2 separate regions of the Homo sapiens genome follow, and region 2 is linked to region 1. The links are chromatin loops, found by intact Hi-C in ENCODE. Cell type or tissue: PC-9. All regions are shown on one strand. Links, peaks and the distances in the headings refer to the core of each region. The heading gives the core; the rest is flanking DNA. Region 1 has its middle 72 kb from the start of ACSL3. Region 2 has its middle 20 kb from the start of ACSL3.

Region 1 (15,361 bases), core at 3,048-11,047:
AGCAACAGAGGCACTGCCAAACACTATAAAACCATCAGATCTCATGAGAACTCCCTCATTATCAAGAAAACAACATGGGGGAAACTGCCACCATGATCCAATCACCTCCCATCAGATCCCCCACTTGACACATGGGAGTTACAATTCAAGATGAGATTTGGGTGGGGACACAGAACCAAACCATACCAGTGATATTATTACTGGATACCCATTATAACTCTTTATAATTCTTTATTTTTCTTTATAACTCGTTTTGAAATAAGTTATCTTTTCCTGAAATATGACTTTGGGACCTGGATCTACTCTGGGCTGGGTGCTTCACATATATGACTTAAATTGTTGAAGTAGTTATCAATAACCTTTTCTGAAGATGGGGAAATAATTTCTAAAATGTTAACTTGCTTAAGATCATAGGACTGATAAATAATGAAGTTAGTTATGTGAACTAACAGTCCTCTTAAAATAAAGTCCATCTTTCAAATCTGCAATTTCATTATTAAAGGCACTAATTATAAGCATTAACTTACACTAAGAAACAATCACAAGATCAATCAATGCCCAAGGTGAGAAAGAGAACAGGCTGCTTTGAAAAAATAAGATGGTAATGTCCAAAACCTTTTCTTTAACTTTTCAAAGAATAGTTATAAATAAGTGTATAAATATTTAATCAAGAAAGATTTAGGTTCAAATCTAGTGAGACCTCCTACATGTCAGATCTTATAGTAGGCACTTTCATAGATAATAACTGTTCAGTACTCATACCAGCAAAAAAATCTATTAATATGTATTAAGATTATAAAGTATTCATATTAGGCCAGGTGCCGTGCCTCGTGCCTGTAATCCCAGCACTTTGGGAGGCCTAGGCGGGCGGATCACTTGAGATCAGGAGTTTGAGACCAGCCTGGACAACGTGGTGAAACCCCCCCTCCCTACTAAAAGTACAAAAATTAGCTGGCAGTGTGCGCTTGTAATCCCAGCTACTCGGGAGGCTGAGGCAGGAGAACTGCTTGAACCCAGGAGGTAGAGGCTGCAGTGAGCCAACATTGTGCCACTGCACTCCAGCCTGGGTGGCGGAATGAGACTCTATCTCAAAATAAATAAATAAATAATAAAGTATTCATATTAAAACAACACAAACATACCTTACTGACAAGCAGGGATACCTTGGAATTCTCCACCCTCCCTCATGTAGTCCTAGAGATGGATTTGATAAAATGTTTAAAATGTTCTGTGATGGACTTCTTTTTATACTTTAGTATCTTGAGAACTCAGTGTTTCTCAAGATTTGACTTACTGTACAAGATTGTACATGGTGTACCATGCATACTATACTTTGTGAGTCATTTAAGGGATTTTCAAAAATTATTTTAATTACACATAATTTTTGCCTTTGTGCACACCGCTGGTTTAATGCGCAATTTCATAACAATTGCTGTGATTCAGCTCCGAATTTTGCTCTGGATTTTCAGTATCCAGTATTAGAAGGACAACATAATCATAAAAAGTTCTGGACTAGCATATGTAAAGGTTAATTTTGAAGAACTCAGAAGGGGAACTGGTGCTCTTAGAAGCTAGTGTGGACTCACTGGGGAAAAAACGTCCTCTACATAAACTTTACTAGTTTGATTAGGAGACGGCTTCTTTTGATCGAATTTTTGCAAAGCAGTTGAAAGAGGATCTCACAACATTCTTAGGACAAAAGTTGAAGTGTGAGCTGAATAATCACAATGTGAATTTATTATATGTTGAAGCCCCCTAACTAAAGTGGACACTGGGGACAGGTTGAAAGACTCTATCCTGACCTCCTTAGAATTATGAAGAGCATAAATTTGTCACATTTGCAGATAATGTCCATCTGGGAGGAATAGCATGCCCTGGATAATATAATTGAAATCTGAAAATAACTCAATGAATTAGAAATACAAGTCAAATCTAACACCGTAAAATATACTAATGGTGAATATAAATTTTGTTCTAAGGTCTTCAGTCCAATTACATAAGTAAAGGAAGATGAAAGGGTGGAAAAGATTCTTGTTCTTTAGTTGGCTCCATCCCAAGCAGGAAGAACATAGAAGGTAATGCAAACTTGAATTACCTTAGAGATAACCCAGACAATGGAAATAATAATCTGACATCTCTGGCTTTTCACAAGCTACCCCTTGACCAGTGGTGTCATCGGGGGCAATGAAGTCTAGTAGAAACATGGATAAACTGGAGCATACTCAAAGGAGAGCATCTAAAACATGAGAACTCTTAAAGTTCTGTCCCATGAGGACTCAACTGGAGATGCTTCATGTGGATGAGAAAAGAGTTAGAGGAGATATGACAGCTGTCTTCAAATACTTGTATGGCTGTCATTAGGAAGAAGTATTCAAATCCATTGGTGTAGCTCCCACAGGGCAGAACCAGCAACCACAGGGGTGAGTTAGAGGAAGGCTGATTTGGATTCAAAATAAAAACATCTTTCTGGACCTGCCAAAAATGGGATAGTCTGTCTCCTTTCCATGAAGATTTTCAAGCAAGTATGAAAGGTCCCTGATTGAGGAAATCTGGCCATCACTCACAGTGTCTACTCAATATCCATCCTCTACTTTCCTTCTTTCCAACTATATCTAATTTTACTTGAGGGTGAACAGACAACCCAGTTCTAACCTTTGATCTTAGATCTTAGATCTTAGAGGAATTCCCCGCTGGGGCATTTGGATAAGCTTTTGATTTCCTGATAAGAAGGGACAGGTATAGCTGGTGGCCACCCTCTCCCTTATTCTGCCTGGAATGCAGATGGGATGCTAAGAGTTACAGAAGCCATCTTAAAACCACAAGTAAAAACCAAGAAAATCAAGGAGAAATAGCTCTGATATCACTGAGCTGCTAAACCAAAGCCAGCAAGTGCTTACCTACAGACACCTTGCTGTGTTAGAAAAATACATTTTTGTTTGTTTAAGCTACTGCAGTCAGATATTCTGTTATTTGGGCCGGGCATGGTGGTTCACACCTGTAATCCTAGCACTTTGGGAGGCCGAGGTGGACAGATCACTTGAGGCCAAGAGTTCAAGACCAGCCTGGACAACATGGTGAAAATCTGTCTCTACTAAAAATACAAAAATTAGCTAGGTGTGGTGGTGCATGCCTGTAATCCCAGCTACGCAGGTGGCTGAGGCATAAGAATCACTTGAACCTGGGAGGCAGAGGTTGCAGTGAGCTAAGATTGTACCACTACATTCCAGCCTGGGCAATAGAACAAGACTCTGTCTCAAAAAAACAAAAAAAAAAAGATATTCTGTTATTTGCAGCTAAATGCATTCCTAACGTATCCAGGAAAAGTGGAATACAAAGAGCAATGGCAGCAGATTACATTCACTCCAGAGTCCTTCCAACCTTGAGATTCTTTTAGTCCACAATCTAAGTTAATGTTCTTAAACTGTTCTACATTTATCCCATAAGTATCCTTCTAAGTACTTACTGTATAGATGGTAGTATACTAAGAGTACTGAACACTCCCTTATATGTGTATAGTATCAAAGCCTCTTGCTTTTCGTTGAGAGTCAACAGTATACTGGAATCAATCCCATATTGATGTCATTGTAAGGAAAGATGATTTTACTTTGGAATGAGTTCTGCATAGCAATTCTAATACAATTTTGTAGTTGATGACCATTGTTTCAGACCTAGATCCATTTGTTCAAAGAGCTTATGTCCTTCAGCCCAGGGCCTATGAAGAGGATTTTGGGGATTTCCAATCGGTCAAGATCTAGGTCAACATTTAGGTCAACATCTCCCCTTCCCTCTAACACACACACAGTGTAAGAGAGATAATGATACTCTGAAACTACTTGGGAGAGTGTCCTGGGGAAGCAGAGTGTGTCCCCAAGCCAGGGGAAAACCTGTGGTCATATCCCTGCTTTTGAACATGGAGAAGAGTGTCAGGAGAAGTCTCAACCCCAGCACTTTGGATGGAGGCCTCCACTGAATAGCTTCCTCTGACACTGGCATCTCCTTTCTGTGCAATTATCCTAGCACAATCCTTGTTGGCTGAAGGTCTGGAGCCCTCAGATTGAGGGTCGGTGTCCTGCACACCAACATAACCTCAGAGACAAGGTGGACAGTGGCCTAGGAGCAAAGGTTTGCCACAGCACCTCTGCAAGATGGTAAGGTAGTCAAGCAGGGATGCCAGGGTCAGCTGTAGAACCAGAAGGGAGCCCAGTCTAGTAGAATGGAGACAGAGCTCAAGCCAACTCTGACCACAAGTGGAGGTGGACCCCATCCTGGTACCTTGGTAGTGTCCAAAGGCAACAACACCAACAGAACATGGGTGAGTGGAGGTGTCAGTTATCCTGAGGACGCCATCCTGATTTGCCAAGAGCCATGGTTTCCCAGGCAATTTAGAGGAGGGTTAGAAACCACATCCCCCTAGGAGATGGGAGAAAACCTCTGGAAACATAGCTGGGAAGTCCAGTTCACATTCCAGAAGCTTTTATTGTAGGCTTGAGCTGAATAAAGCTTCCATTGGACCAAGGTCCGAGATTTCTCAGCAACAGCAGAGGCAGGTGTGGCCTCAGAAATTAGGACATTGCACATCAGGCCATTTAATAAATATTTTTCAAACTGTGAACTGCAACCCATTAATGAGTCATGAAATCAACATAGTGGGTCTGTAACAGCATTTTTTAAAAATGAGAAAGATAGTAAAATAAAATAGGTTAGAAAGAAAAAATCAGAGTGCATTCCCTGTAGTAGAGGTAATTAATGTAAAACTTCTATTACTGTGTGTATGTATGTGTGTACATGTGTGTGTGTGTATGTGTGTATGTGTGTGTTTTCCAGATTTTTTTTTTTAAATGGAGTCTCACTCCATTGCCCAGACTGGAGTGCAGTGGTGTGATCTCAGCTTACTGCAACATCCACCTCCCGGGCTGAAGCGATTCTCATGCCTCAGCCTCCCAAGTAGCTGGGATTACAGGTGTGCACCACCATGTCGGCTAATTTTTGTATTTTTAGTAGAGACGGGGTTTCACCATGTTGGCCAGGCAGATCTCAAACTCCTGACATCCAGTGATCTGCCAGCCTCAGCCTCCCAAAGTGCTGGGATTACAGGTGTGAGCCACCGCACCCGGCCTGTTCCAGATTTTGATGTAAAATATATTTCTTACTGTGAGTAAGGGTAAAAAATGTTTGAAAGCCATGGATTCTTACTGCTTAGATAAGCACTTAATTTGTATAACATAGTCTTCAGGACATTTTGTACCCTGTTTCATTTTATGACTAAACTAACAGGAAGCAAAGTGATCCAGGGCATTGACTGAAATTAATTAAGCAAATATCTCCTAGTTTGAGGAGGATGACATGTTCTGGTTTTCTGTAGCTCTTTTGGCACATTCAAATATTTCTCCTTTATTCAGGGAGAGGATTGTTTGCTCTTTTGCTGCTCTTAGTTCCTTCTTTCTCATTATTAGCAACGTTATGTTAGTGAAATAATGTCCCGGGACATTGTTTACCTCAATTTTCATAATTTCGGTCATTGGTTCCAACATTCCTCCTTTCCATATGATACCACTTCACATCCACTAGGATGGCTATGATCATAAAGACGTGTTAGCCAGAATGTGGGGAAATTGGAAACCTCATACACTGCTGTTGGGAAAACAAAAATGGTGCAGTCATTACGGAAAATAATCTAGTAGGTCCTCAAAATGTTGAACACGAAGTTACCATATGACCCGGCAATTCCGTTCCTAGGTATATACCCAAGAGAAATGAACACATATGTCTACACGAAACTTGTACACAAATGTTCACAGCAGCATTATTCATAATAGCTCAAGGATGGAAGCAATTCAGATATTTATCAACTGATTTATGGATAGACAATGGTGATATATCCATGCCATGGAATCTTATTCAGCCATAAAATGGAATGAAGTTCTGATACATACTACAACATGAACAAACTTCTAAAACATAATGCTAAGTGAAAGAAGCCAGACACAAAATGTCACAGATTGTAAGATTCCATTTTTATGAGATGCCCAGAATAGGCAAAATCTTTAGAGATAAACAGTAGGTTAGTGGTTGCCAGGGGCTGGGGAGGAGAGAAGGAGAAGGGAGTTGTCTGGAAATGGAGAATGACTGGTAATGGGTTTCTCTGGGGGATGATTAAGATGTCCTAAAATTGATTGTGATGATGGTGGCACAGCTCTGTGAACATACTAAAAACCACAGAATTACACACTTTAAATGGATGAGTTATATGGTATGGCAATTAAAGCTATGGTTTTGAAGGAGCACAGGTAGACAGATGGGCTCTCAAACAAGAGTCAGGACTTTTTGGGATGATAGAAAGTTTCTATATCTTGACTGTGGTGGTGATTAAGAGATGTATCAATTTGTCAAGCCCCACTGCAATGTCTATAAATTAATCCTCAATAAAGTTAATGCTGGGGCTGTGTTTGCCCCAACTTACAAACCTGCAGCTTCAATTCTCCTAGGGGTTCAAGATGCTCCTCATATCATATTCATGGACGTGGGTCACTAGCCCTGTTGCTCCCGAGATTCCCTAAATTCAGCTGAGCTTTCTCTCATCCTCTGAAATGAATCCAGAATGTCTAGAATCCAGACAAGTAGGCCTGGCTGGGGCTGAAAACCTGCTATGAAGCTGGCAGGAGCCCCTTTACCTTCTCATAAGGAAGGACACTGACCCTGTGTGATGTGTATGACATCCTAATGCTCGCTCGGCAGCAAGGCTCAGCCAAGAGGACTCAGAAGTGGGCAGGAGATTCTAGGATTCTTTTTTTTTTTTTTTTTGAGACAGAGTCTCGCTCTGTGGCCCAGGCTGGAGTGCAGTGGCATGATCTCGGCTCACTGCAAGCTCCACCTCCTGGGCCCATTCCATTCTCCTGCCTCAGCCTGCCAAGTAGCTGGGACTACAGGCGCCCGCCACCACGCCCGGCTAATTTTTTGCATTTTTAGTAGAGACGGGGTTTCACTGTGTTAGTCAGGATGGTCTCAACCTCCTGACCTGGTGATCCGCCCGCCTCGGCCTCCCAAAGTGCTGGAATTACAGGCGTGGGCCACTGCGCCCGGCCGTGGGCAGGAGATTCTAACCCATGCTGTCACTAACCTTCGGCCTCAATCAGGTGCCTGATGTCTGACGTGAAACCCCCCTGACTTCCCACCATCCAGCGTCACATTCTTTCCCCACAGGATCACATCCCAGTTATTTAGCCTCAGGCTTCATAGTGTGGCACTCCCTCATGTTCCTTGACTAGATTACTTTGTTCCATTTATTCACATGGGGACCTCAGTAAACAGAGGCGAACTCTGCTTGGGTGACCAAGAATTCCAATTCCTGAGCCTCTAGGAAGCTGCTGGAAGAGAGCCAGAACAGTTGTTTCAAGGCGCTACCAATCGCAGCTGCATCTTCTAAACTCTCCTAAGAAGCAAGAGCTTTGAGTAGCTGGGATTTTTTTTTTCTTTTCTTTTCTTTGTTTTTTTTTTTTTTTTTTTTTTGAGACAGGGTCTCACTCTATTACCCAGGCTGGAGTGCAATGGCACAATCACAGCTCACTGCAGCTTTGATCACCTGGGCTCAAGAGATCCTCCCATATCACCCTCAGCCTCCCAAGTAGCTGGGACCACGGGCAAGAACCACATGCCTGGCTAATTCGTAAAAAAACAAAATGTGTAGAGACAGGATCTCCTTATGTTTCCCAGGCAACATGGTGAGATCTCGAACCCCTGGGCTCAACGGGCTCAAGTGATCCTCCAGCCTTGGCCTCCCAAAGAGTTGGGATTACAGGCGTGAGCCACCATGTTCAGTGGAGTAGCTGTTTTCCATAATAATTATTCATATTTATAGAATGCTGACAAGGTATCTGGGACTTGCAAGCATTATTTTATGTAATCGTCGCAATAATTTTATTGGTATGGTATTATTTTCCCTATGTTACAGATGAAGATTAGGCTTCAAAAGTTTAAGTAACCCGTCAAAGGCCGCATCACTGGAGCATTTTAAAGCAGGGATGCAATTGCAAAAGCACCAGTCAGAGCTCAGAATCCTGTTCCAGTTGGGATATACACATGGACTTCACAAATGAATGTAAGGAAGATACTCTTGTGAAGTATGAATTCATCTCCTAGAAACTTTATTTCCCGTGGGCTTCTCACCCACTGAAACAAGACATTTCAGGACTTTAGGTAAAAGGCAAATATTCAGTAGAGCAACTCAGTTACTTCTCAGATTTGACTCAAATTAAAAAAACTGCATCAAATGCAACAACACCATAGGCTTGACTGTCAGACTCGAGAGAGGGTGTAGGAGTGAGAGCAAGGATTACTAACTTAGTTATTAAAGTTATGTATCAAGAACTAAGCCTGGACAATGGAGTTTCTTTCTTAAAAATAAAAAAGAAGTCCTTTCACTTTTAAAACTTTTAAAAACCAATATGTCATTGTTTTCCACTTTTTATGGCTAGGAGGATATGATGAAGGGAAAGTGAAACCCACATCTGGCAAGTAGAAGAAGAGAGCAAAAGGGAAAGCAGAGAAGTTCAAACAAAGATTTCTACCTGCTTCTGCCTGAGGGCCACTGTGTGTGCATGCGTGTGTGTGTGTGTGTGTGTGTGTGTGTGTGTGTGTATGTGTGTGATGAGTGACAGGAGAAAGAGAGAGAGAAGGACTCAGCTAGATCTGGGGGAACCAGAGCATCTCAGGCCCCCAGGAGAACTGAAGCTGCAGGTCTGTAAGTTGGGACTGTGTAACTCGGCATGAGATGATGGTGGGCAGGTGCCGTGAGAAGCCAGGGGCTAGGTAAGCCTGAAGCAGTGGTCCTTTTCCCCAAAACCTGGCACACACAGGAATGAGACCTCCTCGTATGCTTGGAAGGGAGGTCGTGGCCGTTCTGAGTGTGCAGTGGACCAGCAGGGGCCTGGGTCAGCAGATGGGGATCCCAAGACCAGGGATACCAGCACCACAGGTGCCAGCTAGAGGAACCAGCGGATCTTCCTCAAAGCCATGGGATCAGGAACATCTCAGCTCTCAAGCAGACCAGGAAGGAGACCAGTCCCTCTGTGGAGATCAGTGTGGATCCAGCAGACAAGCATGGGTCATCATTCAACCCACGGTCCTGTAAACCAGCGGTCCCCCAGCTTTTAGGCAACAGGGACTGGTTTCATGGAAAACAATTTTTCCACAGACGGTGGCAGGGGAATGGCTTCAGGATGAAACTTGCTCCAGTTCATCAGGCATTAGACTCTCATAAGGAGCACACAACCTAGATCCCTGATGTGCACAGTTCACAATAGTGTTGGCCTCCTATGAGAATCTAGTGCTGGCACCGATCTGACAGGAGCAGAGCTCAGAAGGTAATGCTCACTTGCCCATCGTTCACCTTCTGCTGTGCAGCCCAGTTCCTAACAGGCCATGGACCAGTCTTGTCCAAGGCCCAGGGGTTGGGGACCCCTGGTATAAACCACATACACCCCAGTAACCCCAGAGGCCATGTTGGAGAGGAGCAGGCAGAAGGAGAAGAGGAAGAGACCTTGAGGGACCCAGCATTTGTCTACAGGAACTGTTTAAATAATAGAATTGGAATAAACTGGTCTGAGTCTTAGCTGTTTCCCCTGCTGTGGCCCAAGCTGTGTCCTCTGAAAAATTCATATGCCAAGCTACCTCAGAAGGTGACTATATTTAGGCCAGGTGCGGTGGCTCCTGCCTGTAATCCCAGCACTTTGGGAGGCCGAGGAGGAAGGATCACCTGAGGTCAGGAGTTTGAGACTAGCCTGGTCAACATGGTGAAACCCCGTCTCTACTAAAAATACAGAAATTAGCCTGGTGTGGTGGTGCAAGTCTGTAATCGCAACTACTCGGGAGGCTGAGGTAGGAGAATCACTTGAACTCAGGAGGCGGAGGCTGCAGTGAGCCGAGATCGTGCCATTGCACTCCAGCCTAGGACACAGAGAAAGGCTCCATCCCAAAAAAAAAAAAAAAAAAAAAAAAAGAATGTGACTATATTTAGAGATAGGGCCTTTAAAGACGTGATTAAGTGAAAATGAGATCTTTAGGGTGGGCTTTTATCCAATCTGACTGGTGTCCTTATGAGAAGAGGAAATTCAGCCACAGAAAGAAATAGCAGGGATGTGTGGATGCAGAGGAGAGATCGTGTGGGGACATAGCGAGAAGGCAGCCACGTGCAAGTCAAGGTGAGAGGCCTCAGGAGAAACCAGACCTGTTGATACATTGACCTTGGGCTTCTAGCATCCAGAACTATGAGAAAATAAAAATCTGTTGTTTAAGACTCCCAGTGTGCGGTACTTCGCTGTGGCAGCCCCAGTGAATAAATACACTCCATCTCCACCTCCAGCTTCCCCCACCTAAGTGTCCCCAGTAGGGTGGGGTCTTGAGGAAAATCAAACCATTTAATAGGAATATAAGGAAGCTATATTTTTTGACCTTGCTCAAATCATTTGGAAAACAAATGTTTTAGAACTTTAAAAGAAAAACTTTACTTAGAAATAATCTACTCTCATTTATCTAGTCATGTGAAGAAGAAAGAAAATGTTTACTTACTACCCCTAGATATATTCAAAAGCAAAAAACCCCAAACTATATTTCTTTAACATTTCTAATCTGATGTTTTCTTAAAGAAGTTAAATTAGCACAATTTATTCGAAACTAATGAAGTTCACCATATTTTAATTTCAAAGTCAGTCTTAGAGAATTCTAGTTTCATCCTATCTTCCATTTCGTAAAATTGAAAGGTCATGTTTTCCCACTAAAAAAAGTGCCCCTGAAATTAACTTCAGAAGTATTTCCTTACAAGTGGTATTTGAAAGTATGTTGCTTTTTTGTTCCTCGTCCATACTTCTATTTTAATATGTTAAATATAAAAACAGAGATGAGGAATTTCCTCATGAATACTTCTACTCAGGGACAGGATTTGAAGGAAATGAGACAAACACAGCCAGCCCTTGGTGGGGGCCGTCCTCTGTCTTTCTTCAGGCCCAAGCCCTTCCTTCCTCATTGTAAGTAGGACACTCGGTGCCTTAGCTGGTTGCCTCATTCAAGCTGAAGTGTACAGAACAAAACCACTGCCACTGACAGGGACACGGAGCCTGGACGCTGTGTGCTCCCAACTGTGTGTCCGTGGAAACATTTGCCAAGTCTTTAACAGTTGCAGCGGATTAAACACAATTTCCTAATGTTCACGGCTTCCTTGGGCATTCATTTAATTCATCACAGGCCCTGTCTGACAAGTATTAGGATCGAGGCCAAACACCATCCTAAGTTAGTCTGAAAAGAGGAGTTTCTAAGCTCTTGCTCCTTCCCCGCAGACTAACCCACTGGCCTCTCACAGCACACCAATCAATAGCTGGAAAGCTGGACCTTGGCTTTGACCGGAAGATTCTTCCGGCTAGTCACAGTCTCTCCTCGCCTTTCCAGTCCAGATCTGTCTGTCTTAGAGCAGAGAATGTGTGGATTCAGCACAAGTCTCCCCAGAGACATGCAAATGCAAAAAAGAAATGAGTATTTCGACAGAACACGTCAAGTCAATGAAGATGGCGTGAGGATGTTTGAAGGATTAGGAGGACAGTGGAGCTTTGTGGGGTCTGGGCAGGACAGCAGGTCATCCATGGTGCAGAGAAGTAACTGTTATTCTCTTCCTTTTAAATCTATTGCTCTTCCAAAAACAAGATTCCCTGTTAGTGGTTAAGAATCCCAAAACGCAAACCCGTGATAAAAATTGCTATGTCACTTTCTGGAAGCCATCATTTTCTCTTTATTTCCAAAATAAAGATGCTCTACCCTCCTCCTCCTCCTTCTTCACTAAAATGTTATGTCTGAGCATGGTCAATCAAAATTCAAGAGGTATAAAAAGAAATACTGTAAACCAGTTTTTTTTTTAAATGAAGAAATATTTCCCTTAAAGCATAAAGTGCAGAAACATTGTAAAAAAAAAATGCCATGTTTATCCTCAATTCTCCCTCTGAAGACAGTTTATTACCAGTTTCTTGTGTTTACTTCCAGAGATATGTTATTGGGTTGTGCAAAAGTAATTGCGGTTTTTGCCATTAAAAGTAATTGCAAAAACCACAATTACTTTTGCACCAACCTAATGTACATAAGTATATTCCGACATGTTATTTTGAGCTCCACAGAAACAAAACAAGATTTGCCACCTGGTGACAGACCATCCTGTTGTTCCCAAGGAGAAAGGTGAGGTCATGATGTGGATTATGTAAGGTCACGAGGCTCCCTCCTAGATATTCTGACCCCTGCAGAATTCTTTATGTGATTGTCCTGCCTTTTATCCATAGGTCAGAAGACACACTCCATCTCTGCTTAAGTGAGGCAGAATAAAATAAAATCTTATTCAGAGTATTTCCAAGTCTAAATTGTGGGGCACAAAAAAGTCTATTATTTTGCCAGCAGCACCTACAAGGTCTTTTGTCTACAAATGTAAATCAATCAGTGTTTTAGTCAGCTTGGGCTGCTATGAGAAAATACCATAGACTGGATGTCTTAAACAACAGATTTATTTTCTCACAGGTCTGGAGGCCAGAAGTTCGAGATCAACGTGCCAGCAGGGCCGGTTTCTGGTGAGGCCTTTCCTCCTGGCTTGCAGACCACCGCCTTCTCATCCTGTCCTCACGTGGACCTGGCATTTCCTGTGTGCATGAGAGGATAGAGATAGAGCTCTCTGGGGTCTCTTCTTGTTTTTTTTTTGAGACGGAGTCTCACTCTGTTGCCCAGGCTGGAGTGCAGTGGCACGATCTTGGCTCACTGCAAGCTCCGCCTCCCAGGTTCACACCATTTTCCTGCCTCAGCCTCCCGAGTAGCTGGGACTACAGGCGCCCGCCACCACGCCTGGCTAATTTTTTGTATTTTTATTACAGACGGGGTTTCACCATGTTAGTCAGGATGGTCTTGATCTCCTGACCTCGTGATCCGCCAGCCTTGGCCTCCCAAAGTGCTGAGATTACAGGCATGAGCCACCATGCCCAGCTGGGGTCTCTTTTTATAAGGACACTAATTCTATCAGATCAGAGCCTGACTCTTGTGACCTCATTTAACCTTAATTACCTCCTTAAGACCCTATCTCCAGATACAGAAGGTCTCCAACTTACAATGGTTTGACTTATGATTTTTTAACCTCATGTGGTGGGAAAGATCCAAATTCAATAGAGACCATACTTCGAGTGCCCATACACCCATTCTGTTTTTCACCTTCAGGACAGTATTTAATACATTGCATGAGATATTCGACACTATTATAAAATAGGCTTTGTGTTAGATGATTCACCCAACAGTAGGATAATGAAAGTATCCTGAGCAGGTTTAAGATTGGTTAGGCTAAGCTATGACGTACAGTAGATTAGGTGTATTAAATGCACTTTTGACTTACATTTTCAACTTACAATGGTTTTATTAGAGCGTAACCACATCTAAAAATTAGGAGCACCTGTATAGTCAAATCAGGGATTAGGGCTTCAACATATGAATTTGACAGGGGGTGGGGGAAGGACACAATTTAGTTCACAACAGTTAGCAACATTGATAACTATTTTAATAAAATAATAACGGCTACTATCTAAGTGTCAGGCAATGTGCAGCATGCTTTATGCATATTACTTAGAGTCCTCAAATGAACTCCACGAAGTGGACATTATTATCACCAGAGTGATTGAAACTAGAAACATTTAACAAGTGGTATGTTTGAGCACTGACTAGTCAGATTGAACACCAGCTATAAACAAGCACGGTGGCTGTTGTTCCAGTGCATGCTGGCCAAAGATGAGCCCCCAAATGATCACGTTTTTCAGGTAAAGAAGGAGAGGATTGGAGAGGAGAAGGGAACTGGACAAGCCCACGCAGCTGGCATATGGTGGAGCAGGGACACGTCTGTCTTACTCAACATTATTTTGCCTCTCTTCTACCTTGCCAGGAGTTATCTGCTGGAGATCCCCATATTTCTCTACTTTGGTGAGTCTTTGAGTGTTTTCCATCATATTCACAACTCAATGACTGTGCCTGCCACGACAGAGGCTGGTTTGGGATCAAGTCAGTTTGGCCACTGTCTCCTCTCTGAACAGACTCAGACTGCGGTAGCAGGGGATCGTCTTTGCTGTCCATGCTGGCTCACGTTTGACACTATTGCAATGTTTCTGCATCTGGGTCTTTGCATTGGACCAAGCTGTCTTTTTCCAGAAGACATATCTGGGTCTTTGGGGTCATTTGCCTTCTTCCCTGAATTTGACCTCTACTGTCAATCTAGATTTGGGTTCATGCTGACTCACCATACCCATTACATGCTGCCTTTGTTCCCTAGCCTGACCTGATCTTGGGCCTCAGGCTACAGCCTGCTTTTCCATTACAAAGTACCCAAACACCAAACACAATGCTGTCTGAGTGCCCCCTTTCCCTGCCAAATTCTTTTTTTGTGCTATTTGGACCTCAGCTGCTGACACTTTCCTCCATAAGCCTTTATTCCCCTCCCCAATGAACTAATGAACTCCGCTTCCTTTTCTAAGTGCTCCTCATTCTTTCTCTTTCTTATGTTTTTTATTTTTGTCTGTTTTTGTTTTTTGAGACAGAGTCTCACTTTTTCACCCAGGCTGGAGTGCAGTGGTGCAATCTCATCTCACTGCAACCTCTGCCTCCCAGGTTCAAGAGATTCTCCTGCCTCAGTCTCCCAAGTAGCTGGGATTACAGGCACACGCCACCACGCCCAGCTAATTTTATTTTTTCTTGCTTCCACATTCCCCCTTTTCTTCTTTTCCTTTTTCTTTTCCCCCTGTTTTAGGATTGCATTAGCACGTATCCAAAGAGCAGCCTTCACTCTTGATATTTGGGGCTTAGGAACATCCCTGTCTCCTGGGCTGTCAGGGGCATAGTATATCTGTGGGACATTCTGTAAACCTGTCAGTCAGTGATACCTACAAGCAACCAGAATTAGGCCATTTTCAAGGCACCTTCATTAAAGATTAAAAGGCAACCTTGCCTGTCCCAAATTTTACCACACTTCCCCCCAAATGTCACCTTGTCCAGAGGGAAAGGGAAATACGTGATTGGAAAATCTGCTATCATATGCAAACTTTACCTGGACATGCCCCACTTCTTCAAATAAAGTTCCACTGTGCAAACTATTCTACGGCCCTATATCCTGCTGTACTCATTGTTACTAGAATAAATATTTGCAGTATAAGCAGAACTTTGTTCTGAGGATAAATCCACAGGATACTTAGCACTCTGACAAATGAAAAGCCAGTTTTTAGCTGCCCTTTGTTTGATACAAACTGGATGTTGTGTTTTCTTTTCTGGGTTATGTATAACGTACAAATTCTAGGCAATCTTTGACAAGAACTTA
Region 2 (15,361 bases), core at 4,514-12,513, 54 kb after region 1:
AGTCCCAGGAAACACATAAGGCGACTCTGACAGCACCTTTCCTGTTCAGCCTTCCATTTCATATCCATACCGTCATCTTCCACGAAGGTAGCTCAGGAGTTGATGAACAAGACTCAATCCTGGTTTGATCACTTGGTTAAGTTACTTTGTTTCTTCAAGCCTGAAATAAGAACATGAATAATACCTACTATGGAGACCTTTTGAGTATTCACTGTGCTAATATAGATAAGATCCTTTCTAGGTGCCTATAAATTCAAGAGGGTCACATAAGACCCATTGGCTACTTGCCAACAAATGCTCATGGTCTAATGGTGGGTAGTCTGATCCTTGTAATTTGTATAGTTCTTAGAGATTCAAGCTCAGCACCACATCTTCTGTCCACCAGTGTCTATTATAAATATTGCTGTTATTTTCTCTTATCGACTCCCAATGACCAAAGCCGCTAAGTCTCCTGAAGCAAAACAATCAATTATCTTTATGTATTGAGGAAGCAGTAAACCAGAAAGATGACAACCTTAGAGCCAGAACTCAGCCTTTCTTGACAAGTCATTGTGGATCAATCTGGGGACATTGTATATTAATTAGCAGCATTGGGCCGGCTCAACGAGTCACCCAGCCAGAGACCAGCTTCCAGCCCCTTTTGACCCAGATAGGCACACAGGGCTTTATTATTTTAAAGGTATTTTTTTAAACCAGATAATCATGCTTGGTTTATGTGGTGCAGGCACTTTAAAATCATACCTAAACATTACAAAACCAAATACAGATGGTCTTTGGACTGTTGATTAGATTTGAGTATTCGAATGTTTTTCTTGCTTTGTCAGTGATAACTAGAAGCTGATTAAACCACGAGATATCACTTCACTAGGATATCTATACTAAAAACATTGAAAAATAGCAAGTATTGGTGAGAATGTGGAGAAACTGGAACCCTCGTACATTGTTGGTGGAAAGGTAAGTGGTACAGTGCTGTGGAACACAGGTTGGTGTTCCTCAAAATGTTTAACATATAATTACCATATGACCTACCTAGCATTTCTACTCCTATGTATGTGCCCCAAAGAAATGAAACCAGGTGGGGTGCAGTGGTTCACACCTGTAATCCCAGCACTTTGGGAGGCTGAGGCAGGAGGATCGCTTGAGCCCAGGAGTTCAAGACCAGCCTGGGTAACATGACAAAACCCCATTTCTTACAAAAATACAAAAATTAGCCGGGCGTAGGGGTGCGTGCCTGTAGTCCCAGCTACTTGGTAGGATGAGGTGGGAGGATTGCTTGAGCCTGGGGGGTTGAGACTACAGTGAGCTCAGTCAGCTGTGATCACACCATGGCACTCCAGCCTGGGTGACAGAGTGAGACCCTGTCTCAAAAAGAAAAAAATGAAATGAAACCAGAGACTAATGAGGATACTCATGTGCCAATGTTCATTGCAGCATCATTCACAACAGCCAAAAGATGGAAATAATCCAAGTGCCCATCAACAAATCAATGGGTAACCAAAATGTGGTATATGCATGCAAAGGCATATTATTCAGCTACAGGAAAAGGAATGACGTTTTGATATGCACTACAACGTGGATAAACCTTGAAAGCATTATGCTAAATGAAATAAACCAGATACAAATGGACAGATACGCATGCTTTCACGTATATAAAATATTTAGAATAGGCAAATTAATAAGAGACCGAAAGCATATTAGAAGTTACCAGGGGCTGGGGTTAGAAGTGAATGGGAGTTAAGTGTTTAATGGGTACAGAGTTTCTTTTGTGGTGATGGAAAAGTTTTGAAAACAGATAGTTGTAATATTAATAGTTGTACAACGTTGCGTGTAATTAACGCCAATGATTGTATACTTTAAAAAAATAACAAATATACATTTTACCATAATAAAATTAAAAAAAGGCTGATTACATAATCATTTTGTTCTTTTCAAAGTGAAACCAGAGGCTTTCCAAACTGCTCACAATGATTATCTCATTTCATCTTCACACGTGTCACGAGGTAAGGATTATTGTCTCCACGTGACAACTAAGAAAACTAAGGTTCAGTGAAGGGCTCATGGCCAAGTAGCTACTCACTGAGCTGGGATTGTGCTTGAGTCTACCTTTCTCTAACACTAAGTGGTCAATACATGGATTTCTCTGTCTATGATCTTCCGAGACAGCCCAGACGTATATGTGTGTATCCATTCCTTCTTTACAGCAGCAGATCCAGGTTAGTGGGGAGGAAGAATACTCTGGGCTCCATAAGGAGAATTTCCTGATTCTGAGGGGAAATTGAACAGAGTTTTCTCAAGGAGTCCAGGTGATTCTTTATAAATATAAGGTTTGCCTTGAAAGTGCCACTGTAATGCCTCATGTATTTTATGACCTCAGTTATCTGGAAGACAGCCAAGGATCCAGCACGAGCAAAAATCACCTGCTGACAACATAGGAGAGCTGAAAATAATAAAGTTATGCAAAGGTATCAAGGTTAGCTATTCCGTTGGGGGCTGCAGTCTCTGCATACTTTTACAACGCCTTTTCTCATTGCCATTCCCTGTCTGCAGCTTTAGTAGAGAGAAGCTGGAGCAGAGAAAGGAGGTAGCTTTTCTTTTTTTTTTTTTTGAGACAGAAAAAAAAAGGGTCTGACTTTGTTGCCCAGGCTGGGAGTGCAGTGGCACGATCTTGCCTCACTGCAACCTCTGCCTCCCAGGTTCAAGTGATTCTTCTGCCTCAGCCTACCGAGTAGCTTGGATTACAGACACATGTCACCACACCCAGTTAATTTTTGTATTTTTAGTAGAGCCGGCATTTCACCATGTTGGCCAGAGTGGCCCTGAACTGGGCTCAAGCGATCTGCCCACCTCAGCTTCCCAAAGTGCTGGAGTTACAGGTGTGAGTTACCTTGCCTGACTGGAGGCAGTTTTTCAAGAGAATTGCAAGTGACTGTAAAGAAGTGAATCTGGCCAGGTACAGTAGCTCATGTCTATAATCCCCACATTTTGGAAGGCCAAAGCAGAAGAATTGCTTGAGCTCAGGAGTTCAAGACTGGCCTGGGAAACAGTGAGACCCTTCCTCTACAAAAAATAAAAGATAAAAAATTAGCCAGGTACAGTGGCTTATGCCTGTAATCCTAGCACTTTGGGAGGTCATGGTGGGAGGACTGCTTGAGCTCAGTAGTTCAAGACCAGGTGGGCAACGTAACATAAAAAAAAATAACAATAAAAAAAATAAAACGTGGGCATGGTGGCGCATGCCTGTGGTCCCAGCTACTAAGTCTAAGGTAGGAGGATCATGAGCCCAAAATGTCGGGGCTTCAGTGAGCCATGATAGAGCCATTGTGCTCCAGCTTGAGCAACAGAGCACGACACTGTTTTAAAAAAAAATTAGCCAGGCACAGTGGCTCATGAGGCTGAGTCAGGAGGATTGCTTGAGTCCTGGAGATTGAGGCTGCAGTAAGCTATAATTGTGCCTTTGTACTTAGCCTGGGCAACAGAGTAAGACTCTCTTCTAGAAAAATAATAATTATAATTTTTTTTTCAAGAAGGCTGGATGCAATGGCTCATGCCTGTAATCCCAGCACTTTGGGTGGCCTAGGTGGGTGGATCATTTGAGGTCAGGAATTCGAGACCAGCCTGGCCAACACTGTGAAACTGTCTCTGCTAAAAATACAAAAATTAGCTGGGCGTGGTGGCATGCACCTGTAATCCCTGCTACTTGGGAGGCTGAGGCAGGAGAATCACTTGAATCCAGGAGATGGAGGCTGCAGTGAGCCGAGAATGTGCCATTGCACTCCAGCCTGGGCAACAGAGTGAGATTCCATCTCAAAATAAATAAACAAATAAATATAAAATAAAATAAAGAAAGAAGAAGAGAATCTGTCCTGCCTGGTGAGGTGGACATCCTCTTTGCACTCTTCCATGTCCGGTTCCTTCGTTTTTGTCTCCTTTCTGACTTCTCTTTATTCACTGGATTTTTAAATGTTGGTGATGCCCAGGGTTCTGTCCTTCCAACTTCTCTTCATATTGTACGTTCTCCCTTGACTGATCCCATCCGCAAACATGGCTTCAGCTACATTGGCTTGAGGACATCTACATCTCTAGCCTGGCGGCTCCACTGAATTTAGATTCATCTATCCATCACAAATTTCCAACCGGATGCACCCAACCGTAGTCATCATCTTTTTCCAAAACCTGAGTTTCTGTTTGAATAAAAACACCAACCAGCCAGTCACCCAAGCCAGAAACCTGGGAACCGCTCCCAGAATCCCCGCTTTTCTCTTCTCTTTTCTTTTCCTGCACTCTACTTCCTTTTCCTGTCCTGTCAATAGTATCTCCTGTACGTTGCTAATTCAGTCCCTCTTCTCCACCCTCACTGTGCTTTAGTTAATTCCTTTTTATCAAAACTTACCCAGACCACTACAGGAGACTGTGTTTCTCTCCCTATCTCCAGTCTTAGTCTTCTGCAATTTTTTTTCTCTAAGGAATGCTTAAACAAACAAACGAGATTACATTTGGTCATACTTTTCTTCTACCTAAAAGTGACTAATGCTCAAGGTAAATTTCACAAGATAAATTTCAAACATCCAGGCTTGACATGGCTGACAAGTTTATTCATGTTCTTCATCACATGTTCTCGGGCCACTTTCCTACACACAACTTGAGCTGTAGTCATCCTGGCCGACTCGTAATTCTAAAAATATGCCATTGCCCATCTTGCCTATGTGCTTCTACACAAATTGTTCTCTCTACTTGGAATGTCTACCCACTCCCTTGTCCTCTACCTCTCTGCCCAACTTTTATGCATCCTCAGGGACTTAGCTCAAACATCATTTCTTAGAGGTATGTTCTGACAACTGAGCTGATCTGGAAGCTTGTTCTTTGTAACTCTCCCAATTATTAGCCTGTGCAGAACTCTACTCCTTATCACATGGATTTTCTTGTATGGTGCCTTCATTAGGCTAATTATTATAGATGAGAACTGCATCAAGCACATGTCTGATACATAGGAGAGAATGAATGACATGTTGAATCAATGCTTCCTGCTTAGAAAATTATTCCATCTCGGCCGGGCGCGGTGGCTCATGCCTGTAATCCTAGCACTTTGGGAGGCTGAGGTGTGTGGATCACCTGAGGTCGGGAGTTCGAGACCAGCCTGGCCAATATGGAGAAACCCCCTCTCTACTAAAAATACAAAAAATTAGCCAGGCTTGGTGGCGCATGCCTGTAATCCCAGCTACTTGAGAGGCTGAGGCAGGAGAATTGCTTGAACCCGGGAGGCGGAGGTTGTGGTGAGCCAAGATCGTGCCATTGCACTCCAACCTGGGCAACAAGAGCGAAACTCCATCTCAAAATAAAACAAAACAAAATAAAATAAAATAATTCCATCTCAGTCCAAATCACAAGGAGTTGATAGACAACCCCTCCCAGCAACAACAGTAATGTCCTAAGGGCTCCTTAAGATGCCAGGGTTGAAGAGAAAAGACAAATAGATTGAGACTGAAAGTCAGAGCTTGTTAGACAGACATTGGAGACATCAAAAGGGCATTAATGACAATGAGCCTGGATTATTCAGTGCGACCACTCATCCCGGAAGCTGGTGGACATCCCTTGCTTTTGCCTCCCAGTGATACTTCGCCTTTCTTTTAGTAATGGTAGCTTAGTATGTCTTAGAGATACCAACCCAATCCCTGTGGTTCAGGTGGGGCTGATTCCAGGCTTTCACTCCATTGATAAGTACAGGTCCTAGGTCTGTCAAATCATAACATTCCATTCCCTTTGCCTCAGCAGTTGGTTCAGTGATAGGCACATAACACAAGCCAGACCAATGATACTAAACACCAAGACATTCTCTGGAGCTATCTAGAAAGAGTTTCTTTTTCCAGTGGGGTTTTTGGTGGAAATATAAGGTGGAATTATAAGCCTGCGGTGACTAGTTACCATTTTTGCCTACATCTGGAAGAAGAGTTGAGAATGAGGCCTATGTAAAAGAAAGAGGTCCTGAGAGGCAGGAAAATACATTGCTGCTGGTAATGTTTTGAGTATCTAATCCAACTTTGCATAACACCAAGCCTGTTTGTTTTGATTTTCTAGTTACATGATAAAATAAACCCCTCCACCCCCCCTTTTTTTTTTTGAAGCAGAGTCTTGCTCTGTCACTCAGGCTGGAGTGCAATGGTGCGCTCTCAGCTCACTGCAACCTCTGTCTCCCAGGTTCAAGCAATTCTCCTCGCTCAGCCTCCCAAGTAGCTGGGATTACAGGTGCCCACCATCACGCACAGCTAATTTTTTGTATTTTTAGTAGAGACAGGGTTTGCCATGTTGGCCAGGCTGCTCTCGAACTCCTGACCTCAGGTGATCCACCCACCTTGGCCTCCTAACGTGTTGGGATTACAGGGATGAGCCACCGCTCCCGGACAAATTCCCCTTTTTGAATACGGAAATTCAATTTGGATCTCTGTTGCTTGCAACCTAAAGAGTGTTTATTAATATAGAAATCAGAATAGCCAACACATCTATAGAAAAAATGTGAATACAGATGTTCTGTGATCATGTGACATGGATGTGCTTCCTTCCATCCAAATCATCTCACCCAGTGACTCTCTGGGCATGTAGTACAGTAAGGGAGTGGTAGTCTCAAACTACTTCAACTGTGGTCCACTTACATGGAGCATACCTACTCCCCATTCCATTCACATATTAAAAAAAAAAAAGGGGTTTCCAAATTTATTTTGTTTTACATATTTAATTACTAAGCAAAACATGAATACATTCTTGTTTGAAACATTATAGATAAAGGAGAAAGTCCCCTGACTTTTACTTGACCATTCCCTTCCAGAGGTCACTCTGCATCCAGCTAGTATCCTTTAAAACCCTGTAACTCAGTGAAGGAGCATATAGGCATGTAGAGGTTTGTGTCACACGGTGGCTGTGCAGGTGACAGTGAGTGTGATTATGTAGGTTCTGCCCACATATACAGCAAGAGTAAAGTTGAATTAAAATGTCCCAGCCACAAAAAACACTTCCTGTCTTACTCCATCATCCAACCCCAGAGATACCTGAAACCGAACTCTCTTTTAAATCCCTTCTATGTATTCAGAAATCCTCTCTAAAAGGCTGCTATTTAAAACTTTCTTGGGAAGGGGAGGATAAGCTAAATATAATTTTTCTCATATTTTCTTTCACTCATTCAAAATAATATATAGGTAATATATGAACATGTGCTTAATTTAAAAGATTACAAAAGACAGAAATACATGGAACAAAAGGTAATCTTTCTTTCTTTCTCTTCCTTTCTTCCTTTCTTTCCTTCTTTCCTTCCTTGCTTTCCTTTCTTTCCTTCTTTCCTTCCTCTCTTCCTCTCTTTCTTTCTCTCTTTCTTTCTCTCTTTCTCTTTCTTTCTTTCTCTCTCTCTCTCTCTCTTTCTTTCTCTTTTATATTTTACTTTAAGTTCTGGGATACATGTGCAGAATGTGCAGTTTTGTTACATAAGTATACATGTGCCACGGTGGTTTGTTGCACCTATCAACTCCTCAACTAGGTTTTAAGCCTCGTATGCATTAGGTATTTGTTATATGGCATACTTTTCTAGTCCTTTTTCTATTATGTTGGTGTAAAAGTAATTGCAGTTTGCACCAACCTAATATGTACTTTTATTTTATATATGTAATGCAGCAATATATTTTAGAAACTTTTTCAAGTCCATGTCATAAGATTAAAAGATTAAGCTGTGAAAAACAGCGAATATGCCATTTGGTAATGACGTACAGGATGGGCAAGTTTTGAAGGGCGGGAAGGGTTTAGGAATGGTTGTACCCAAGCCTAAATAGGGAAGGCTGGGCTGGGTCGGGTGGTGTGTTGAACATTCATATGGGTGGAGGCACTCAGTGGGGCCGTGTCAAAAGCAAAATTCACTGACTTTCCAATTTTTCCAGACCTGCTTGTCAAATCCTGAGCCTGGGAGGATGGCTGTGTTAGTGGCAGTAATGGAGCTCTAATGGTTTGTATTCTTACTTGCTATTAAAATTCAGGGTTTTTTTTCTTTCTTTCTTTCTTTTTTTACCACAATGCTTATTGTTCCTTTTTTTCAGATAAATCAAGGTAAATACCTTTTTCCTTCCTATGTGGTAATTTTGTAAACTGAATCTTTGAAGAATTGTTCTTGTTTTGAGTTCTCTTCTTTTTAATCTGGTAGAAATTTCCTCTTCCTTGTGCTCCACTTCCTTCTTAACTTCTTCCTCTTCCTCCTTTTTTTTTTTTCTTTTTCTTTTCTTTTTTTTTTTTTTTTTTGTTTTTTTGAGACGGAATTTCACTCTGTCACCCAGGCTGGAGTAAATGGCACCATCTCGGCTCACCACAACCTCCACCTCCCAGGTTCAAGCAATCCTCCTGCCTCAGCCTTCCGAGTAGCTGGGATTACAGGCATGCGCCACCACGCCTGGCTAATTTTTGTATTTTTGTAGAGACAAGGTTTCACCATGTTGGCCAGGCTGGTCTCGAGCTCCTGAACTCAAGTGATCCGCCTGCCTCAGCCTCCCGAAGTGCTGGGATTACAGGCATAAGCCACCGTACCTGGCCCTAATTTAGGCTCAGTCTCATGATTACTTATCTAACATGCCAACTGTTTTACGCTGAGGTTCACAGAATGTTGAATACACTTCCAAGAGACTGGAGTATATGGGCTTTGGTGTGATATAAAATATACCACCAGATGGCTGGGCACAAGACTTTGCCTTAGGAAAAAAAAAATAATATATATATATATATATATATATATATATATATATATCACCAGGATGACTGACCATACTGCCCTTTTTTCTGGAAAGTAATGTAGTGCCAGGGAGAAAGTGATGGGCTATAGAAAGTTAGACAGGCCTGGGTGTACATCCAGGTTATACCACTCACTAGTTTCATGATCTCAAGAAGGTGCCTCACAGGTCTCAGTGTTTTCTTCTATAAAACAGGGAAATGCCTGCTGGGGTAGTTGTCAGATTAAAAAAAAATTATACATATAACACTGATTCAATAAATGAGTACTTCTACTAATTCCAGGAGATAAAACAGAAAGACAATAAAGGAGTACTATTTTCCCATCTTAGCATTTTGATTTTGAGAATAGTCTGTGGAAATTTTATACTACCCATCAAGTCAGCCAAGGCAGAAAAGAAGAGAGAAATTCAGTCAGATTATCTGTCTGAAAGAAAACACTGCTTTATGTTTCTCTTTTGCTGTATTCACTCAGAAACCTGAGCTTGCATGACCTAGTGCAGGAAGAAAAGGAAGCTCTAGAAATATGATTCCTGCTTTACAGAGACAGGATGATAGAATATCTGCAAAACACATACAGGAACTAGCATAATGTCTTGCTAAATGTTTGTTCAGTAAAGACATTAACCCCAATTTCACAATAGTAACGAGCTACCTTTCTAAGAGTCAATGAATTTCCTTTTAACATTCTTTCATTTTCCTGTTTGTATATATCAGGAAGTTTGAGTTATGAATGACCTCAAACTAGCTTAAGTAAATGCAAGCACACACATACCTTTCCACAGAGTATACTGAATCATGTTACGGGAAAGAATACGGGTAGGTGTTGACCTCAAGAAGTACTAGATTTGGGGATCCACATACCCATCTCTTTGCTGGGCTCCACTCTCTGCTTATTGGCCAGATGGCTTCTGAGAGAGAGTAGATATGAATTCAGCAAACTTGAAGCTTGGATATTCCAAATCAGTCTCTCAGGATACAGATGTAAAATGCCAGGGATGAACTCTAATTGGTCTTCCCTAGACCATCTGACCACCCTTTGAACCAATACCTGTGGTAAGGGGAGAGGGGATGTTTTGATTGGTGGGTTGGTTTCTGTACCCACTTCTGTGGCTAATGTGGATGAGGTTTGATGTCCTGCAGTTCCAACAGAAACATACAGAATTGGGAGGGGCTATTTTCCAAAGGTAAGAGATAGCTTTTAATATAAAAAGTAGGAGGGGGTTGCAGGGCAGACAATACAACCAGAGGTCCATGCTGGAGATAATCTTTTATAAATGATCGAATAGCTAGAATTTGTTGTGATTATATAGATTAGAGTTTTGAAATTTTATGTATCACGTTCTTTATTCCCTAGGAGAGTGTGTTTGTCACATCATTACTCCTGATAAATGTGTCCTAACGTATTGAGGGAAATTATTATTTTTTAGAGTTGCTTTAATAGTGGTAATAGGGAGGGCTATGATGAGGTATCTCACCAAAACCAAAAAATTCTTACTAATTGTTAATTTGGTGGTTTTCTTTCTGTACTTGCTAAAAGTAGCTGATTCAGAAGTGGATAGATGAGAATTTGCAATTTTGTAGTTAAAATGAATGTGTGATGAATTACTTTGATTTTCTTGAATTAATCCTACTGATATAAAATGAGGCTGGGAAGCATGTGACTTTGTTGCATACGCATTGTCATCACTCAGTTTAGTTCCATGAGAGGATGGGAGTAGGGAAGGTTGTCTTTAAGGTTAGGTGACACTTTGGAATAAACCTGGTTCTTTTGTTTTTTTTTTTTTTTTTTTTTTTTGTGAGACAGAGTCTCACTCTGTCGCCCAGGCTGGAGTGCAGTGGTGTGATCTCGGCTCACTGTAACCTCTGCCTTCCTGGCTCAAACCGTTCTCCTGCCTCAGCCTCCCTAGTAGCTGGGATTATAGGCATGCACCACCATGCCCGGCTAATTTTTGTATTTTTAGTAGAGACGGGGTTTCACCATGTTGGCCAGGCTGGTCTCGAACTCCTGACCTCAAGTGATCTACCCACTGTGGCCTCTAAACTTGGTTCTTTAAAACAGCAAAACAGCCATATATATATATATATATATATATATATATATAGTTGTTGTTGTTGTTGTTTGGTTTTTTTTTTTGTTTTTTTTTTGTTTTTTTTTTTGCTTAGCCCAGATGCTCAGGGGCTGGCAGGAGCTCCTGCTTTTTGGATGAGTAGTAAACAACTAGTATAAACATCAAGTCTGTCTTCCCACGGCTCTTCCCCCAGCCTTTTCTCCATCTATGTGCAGAAAGCTCCACAAGGTCCCTGTTCGGCATGCCAAGGCACTAGAAATCAGAGCTCCTGTATCTGTTCTCTGGGCCTGTCGTTTTCTTCTCTCTGTGCCTGGCTCTAAAGTAAGCGGCAAATATATCCACATTTGGTGGTAAAAGGAACTGACAATAATGTTGAGTCAGTGCTTCTCAAACCTTAACGTGCGCATGAGTCATTTGGCTAAACTCTTGTGAAAATGCAGATTCTGATTCAGTAGATCTGGGCATAGCTCCGTAGATCTGGGCTTGAGACTCTGCTTTTCTAGCAACTCCTAAGTATGGCTACTGCTGCTCCTGGTCCATGAACACATCTTAAGTAACAAAGCAGTAAAGTCACAGGGTTTCCCAAATTTTAAGTAAAGCTGTTTTGTACCTAGGTGAGGTAAATAGGTACTCTCGTTTGACTTTTAGTTAATCCTTTGATACTTCCACAATTTATGCAAGTTTGAGAAATATGCTCTTAAGCAAAGTATGATGACATAATGAATACAAGATTGTTGTGGTTTAAAGATTACATAGAAAATATATAAAACAGATAAAATATACAACATATAAAATGTTTTTATATTTGTGTGTGGGTTCTAGAAATGTTCCCCAAGATCATTAGAGATGCAATAAAAACAAGAATAAATTACTAGCAAGATGCATACTAATAACCTTTACAAGGAGTTTATTTTTAAAACATTGGTTGTGATGGCATGGTCTTGCTTCATTAAAAATTTCTAGACTGGAAACTGTCCTTATAATGGTAAGAAAAATATAAATGACAAAAAGCTTTTCTTTTCTTTTGAGACGGAGTCTCGCTCTGTTGCCCAGGCTGGAGTGCAGTGGTGCCATCTCAGCTCACTGCAACCTCTGCCTCCCGGGTTCAAGTGATTCTCCTGCTTCAGCCTCCCAAGTAACTGGGATTGCAGGCACACACCACCAAACCCGGCTAATTTTCATATTTTTAGTAGAGACAGGGTTTCACCATATTGGCCAGGCTGGTCTCAAACTCCTGACCTCAAGTGATCTGCCTGCCTCGGCCTCCCAAAGTGCTAGGATTACAGGTGTGAGCCACCACACCTGGCTAATAAAGCTTTTCGATAGGCAAGATCTGAAAAAGCAAAAAGAGAAAAATTAAAATGACTTATCTGCTTTGTCAGCACCTTTGCTGACAAATATTTTAAACATCCTTCCCCTCAAATATACTAATTCAACAAACACACACTGGGTGCCTGTTACACATCAGGCACGGTGCTAGGTGCTGGGATACAGTGGTGAGTGAAACAGACATACTTTCTTGTTTTCATGCATCTTATAGTCCAGAACTGACCTGATCAATACAGTAGCCCCTAGCCATATGTGGTGATTGAGCACTTGAAAGGTGGCTAGTCCAAATTGAGATGTGTTGTAAATATAAAATAAACATGAGATTTAAAGGACTATCCCCCAAAACCTCACTAATAAGTTTTTATATTGATTACAAGTTGAAATGATAATATTTTGGACATCTTGAGTTGCACAAAATATATTACTAAAATTAATATCACTTGTTTTCTTTTCTGTCTTTTTCTTTTTTTTTTTTTTTAGAGGCGGGGGTCTCCCTATGTTGCCGAGGCTGGTCTTGAACTCCTGGGCTCAAGCAATCCACCTACTTTGGCCTCCCAAAGTGCTCAGATTGCAGCATCATGCCCAACCCTTTTTACTTGTTAATGTGCTGTCAGAACATTTTAAATTACATACTTATCTCCTATTCCGTCTCCAGTGAATGGTGCAGGTCTACAGCAGTTGGCTAGCGATTCTCAAACTTTCTTGTGTCTCTAAATCAACCCGAAAATCTTGTGAAAATGCAGATCTGGGTCACATAGGCCTGGGTGGGGCCTGAGATTCTGCAGTTTTAATATGCTTCCAGATGATGCTGATGCTAATTCTGCTGTTCCATGCAGCACACTTTGACTACCAAGGAACTAGAAGATTTATGAAGATTAAACGTGGATTGAAATATGTGATTAAGGGCTAGGCATGGTGGCTCACCCCTGTAATCCCACCACTTTGGGAGGTTGAGGCACGTGGATCACTTGAAGCCAGGAGTTTGAGACGAGCCTGGCCAACATGGCAAAACCCCATCTCTACTAAAAATGCAAAAATTAGCTGCCCATGGTGGTGCATGCCTGTAATCCCAGCTACTTGGGAGGCTGAGGCACAGGGAGAATTGCTTGAACCTGGGAGGCAGAGGTTGCAGTGAGCCGAGATGGTACCACTGTACTCTAGCTTGGGTGATAGAGTGAGACCCTGTATCAAAACAAACAAACAAACAAACAGAAAACTATCCCTCTGAAATATTAATAAGAAAAAACATATAGGAATAAACTCATTGTAGAAAGAATAACAAACTGAAAATATCGCAGAAGAAATCACTGAAGTATATGTAGCATGAGGATAGTTTTTCAGTTAAACTTTTAAGAAACAGTTTGATGTCTTGTGAGATATTTAAATGTTTAGCCAACATTGGTGTATGTACCCCTCTGAACATGTGCGTGTATGCACAGTTTTCATAGTTGAATTCAACAACTGTGTATTGGGAGAGACATTGTACCAATCACCACATTGGATGGATCTTAGGGATAAAGAAATGAAAGTGATGTGCTCCTTGTTCTCAAACAGCTTATCATTGTGTTACAGAAGGAAATAAACACAACGGACAGTAATACAGCACAAGAAGTACTAAGCTCAGGGTGGTGCCATCTGATATTTTGTTCCACTTCACCTTTCTACTGATAACTGTATTTTTCCTGTGGCGAATTCACACCTGCCTCCCCAGCTACATTCCCTCTCTGTTTTGGGGTGTGCATGGCTGAACTCCACCCTCCCTAGAATCCAGTGGTGGAGCAAGTGAGTTAGGCTGAGACAGACAGAAAGATTGAGTGACGGCCGGGCGTGGTGGCTTATGCCTGTAATCCCAGCACTTTGGGAGGCCAAGGCAGGTGGATCACGAGGTCAGGAGATCGAGACCATCTTGGCCAACATGGTGAAATCCTGTCTCTAGTAAAATAAAATAAAAAAAATAGCTGGCCATGGTGGTGCGTGTCTATAGTCCCAGCTACTTGGGAGGCTGAGGTAGGGGAATCGCTTGAACCTGGGAAGGGGAGGTTGCAGTGAGCTGAGATTGTGCCACTGCACTCCAGCCTGGTGACAAAGTGAGACTCCATCTCAAAGAGAAAAAAAAAAAAAAAAAAAGATTGAGTGAGGAGGGACACATAATCTCTCAAAAGAAATAAGATTTCTGGGAAGAGACTCTGAATTTCCAGTGAGATAGGAGTCTGAAGGGGCTTCTAGCCATCTTTCTGACATGGGGACCTCAGGCTGGAGCAAACACCAACACCAAGGAAACCGATCTGTGGAACAGACAGACAAAGCTGTTCTTTCTGATTCTTTTTTTTTTTTTGAGACAGAGTTTTGCCCTTGTTGCCCAAGCTGGAATACAATGGCACAATCTTGGCTCACTGCAACCTCTGCCTCCTGGGTTCAAGTGATTCTCCTGCCTCAGCCTCCCGAGTAGCTGGTTTCATGCGCGTCCGTGTGAAAAGACCACCCAACAGGCTTTGTGTGAGCAACATGGCTGTTTATTTCACCTGGGTGCAGGCGGGCTGAGTCCGAAAAGAGAGTCAGCAAAGGCTGGTGGATTATCATCAGTTCTTACAGGTTTTGGGATAGGCGGTGAAGTTAAGAGCAATGTTTTGCGGGCAGGGCTGGATCTCACAAAGTACATGCTCAAGGGTGGGGAGAATTACAAAGAACCTTCTTAAGGGTGAAGGAGATTACAAAGTACCTTCTTAAGGGTGGGGGAGTTTACAGAGTACATTGATCAGTTAGGGTGGGGCAGGAACAAATCACAATTGTGGAATGTCATCAGGTAAGGCTATTTTTACTTCTTTTGTGGATCTTCAGTTACTTCAGGCCATCTGGATGTATATGTGCAAGTCACAGGGGATGCGATGGCTTGGCTTGGGCTCAGAGGCCTGACAGCTGGGATTACAGGAATGCGCCACCACGCCCGGCTAATTTTTTGTATTCTTATTAGAAACGGGGTTTCACCATGTTAGCCATGGCTGGTCTCGAACTCCTGACCTCAAGTGATCCACCCACCTCAGCCTCCCAAAGTGCTGGGATTACAGGCATGAGCCACCGTGCCCGGTCTGTCTTTCTGATATTTTTGAGCCCAGTCTCGAGTGTTCCCTGAAGGCAGATATACTCCAGGGCTGTTTAATTTTGTAAGCCAATAAATTCCATTTGCTCAAGCAAGTCTAATTTACATTTTCTGT

What was found. Hi-C counts contacts between places; a loop is a spot of excess contacts. Peaks named below come from ENCODE experiments on the same cell type or tissue, not always from the same donor. Only the 100,000 strongest peaks of a DNase experiment are listed, where the experiment ranks them.
Region 2: a loop joins it to region 1, with 3 times the contacts of the local background. A loop is called at or near these places in 7 of 110 quality-filtered maps.

Annotation. Positions count from the first base shown.
Region 1 is chr2:222,781,070-222,796,430 of GRCh38, forward strand. No RefSeq gene overlaps it. Among named protein-coding and RNA genes, the nearest start is that of ACSL3, 72 kb to the right of the region's middle. RefSeq lists enhancers at 13,494-14,416, 14,417-15,339. In PC-9, for the core only: a CTCF peak has its summit at 6,604; DNase peaks (open chromatin) are centred at 6,882 and 7,292; H3K4me3 peaks cover 836 bases; H3K27ac peaks cover 2,793 bases.
Region 2 is chr2:222,833,317-222,848,677 of GRCh38, forward strand. No RefSeq gene overlaps it. Among named protein-coding and RNA genes, the nearest start is that of ACSL3, 20 kb to the right of the region's middle. In PC-9, for the core only: no CTCF peak of the experiment used is centred there; DNase peaks (open chromatin) are centred at 4,575, 9,405 and 11,235; H3K4me3 peaks cover 2,485 bases; H3K27ac peaks cover 5,453 bases.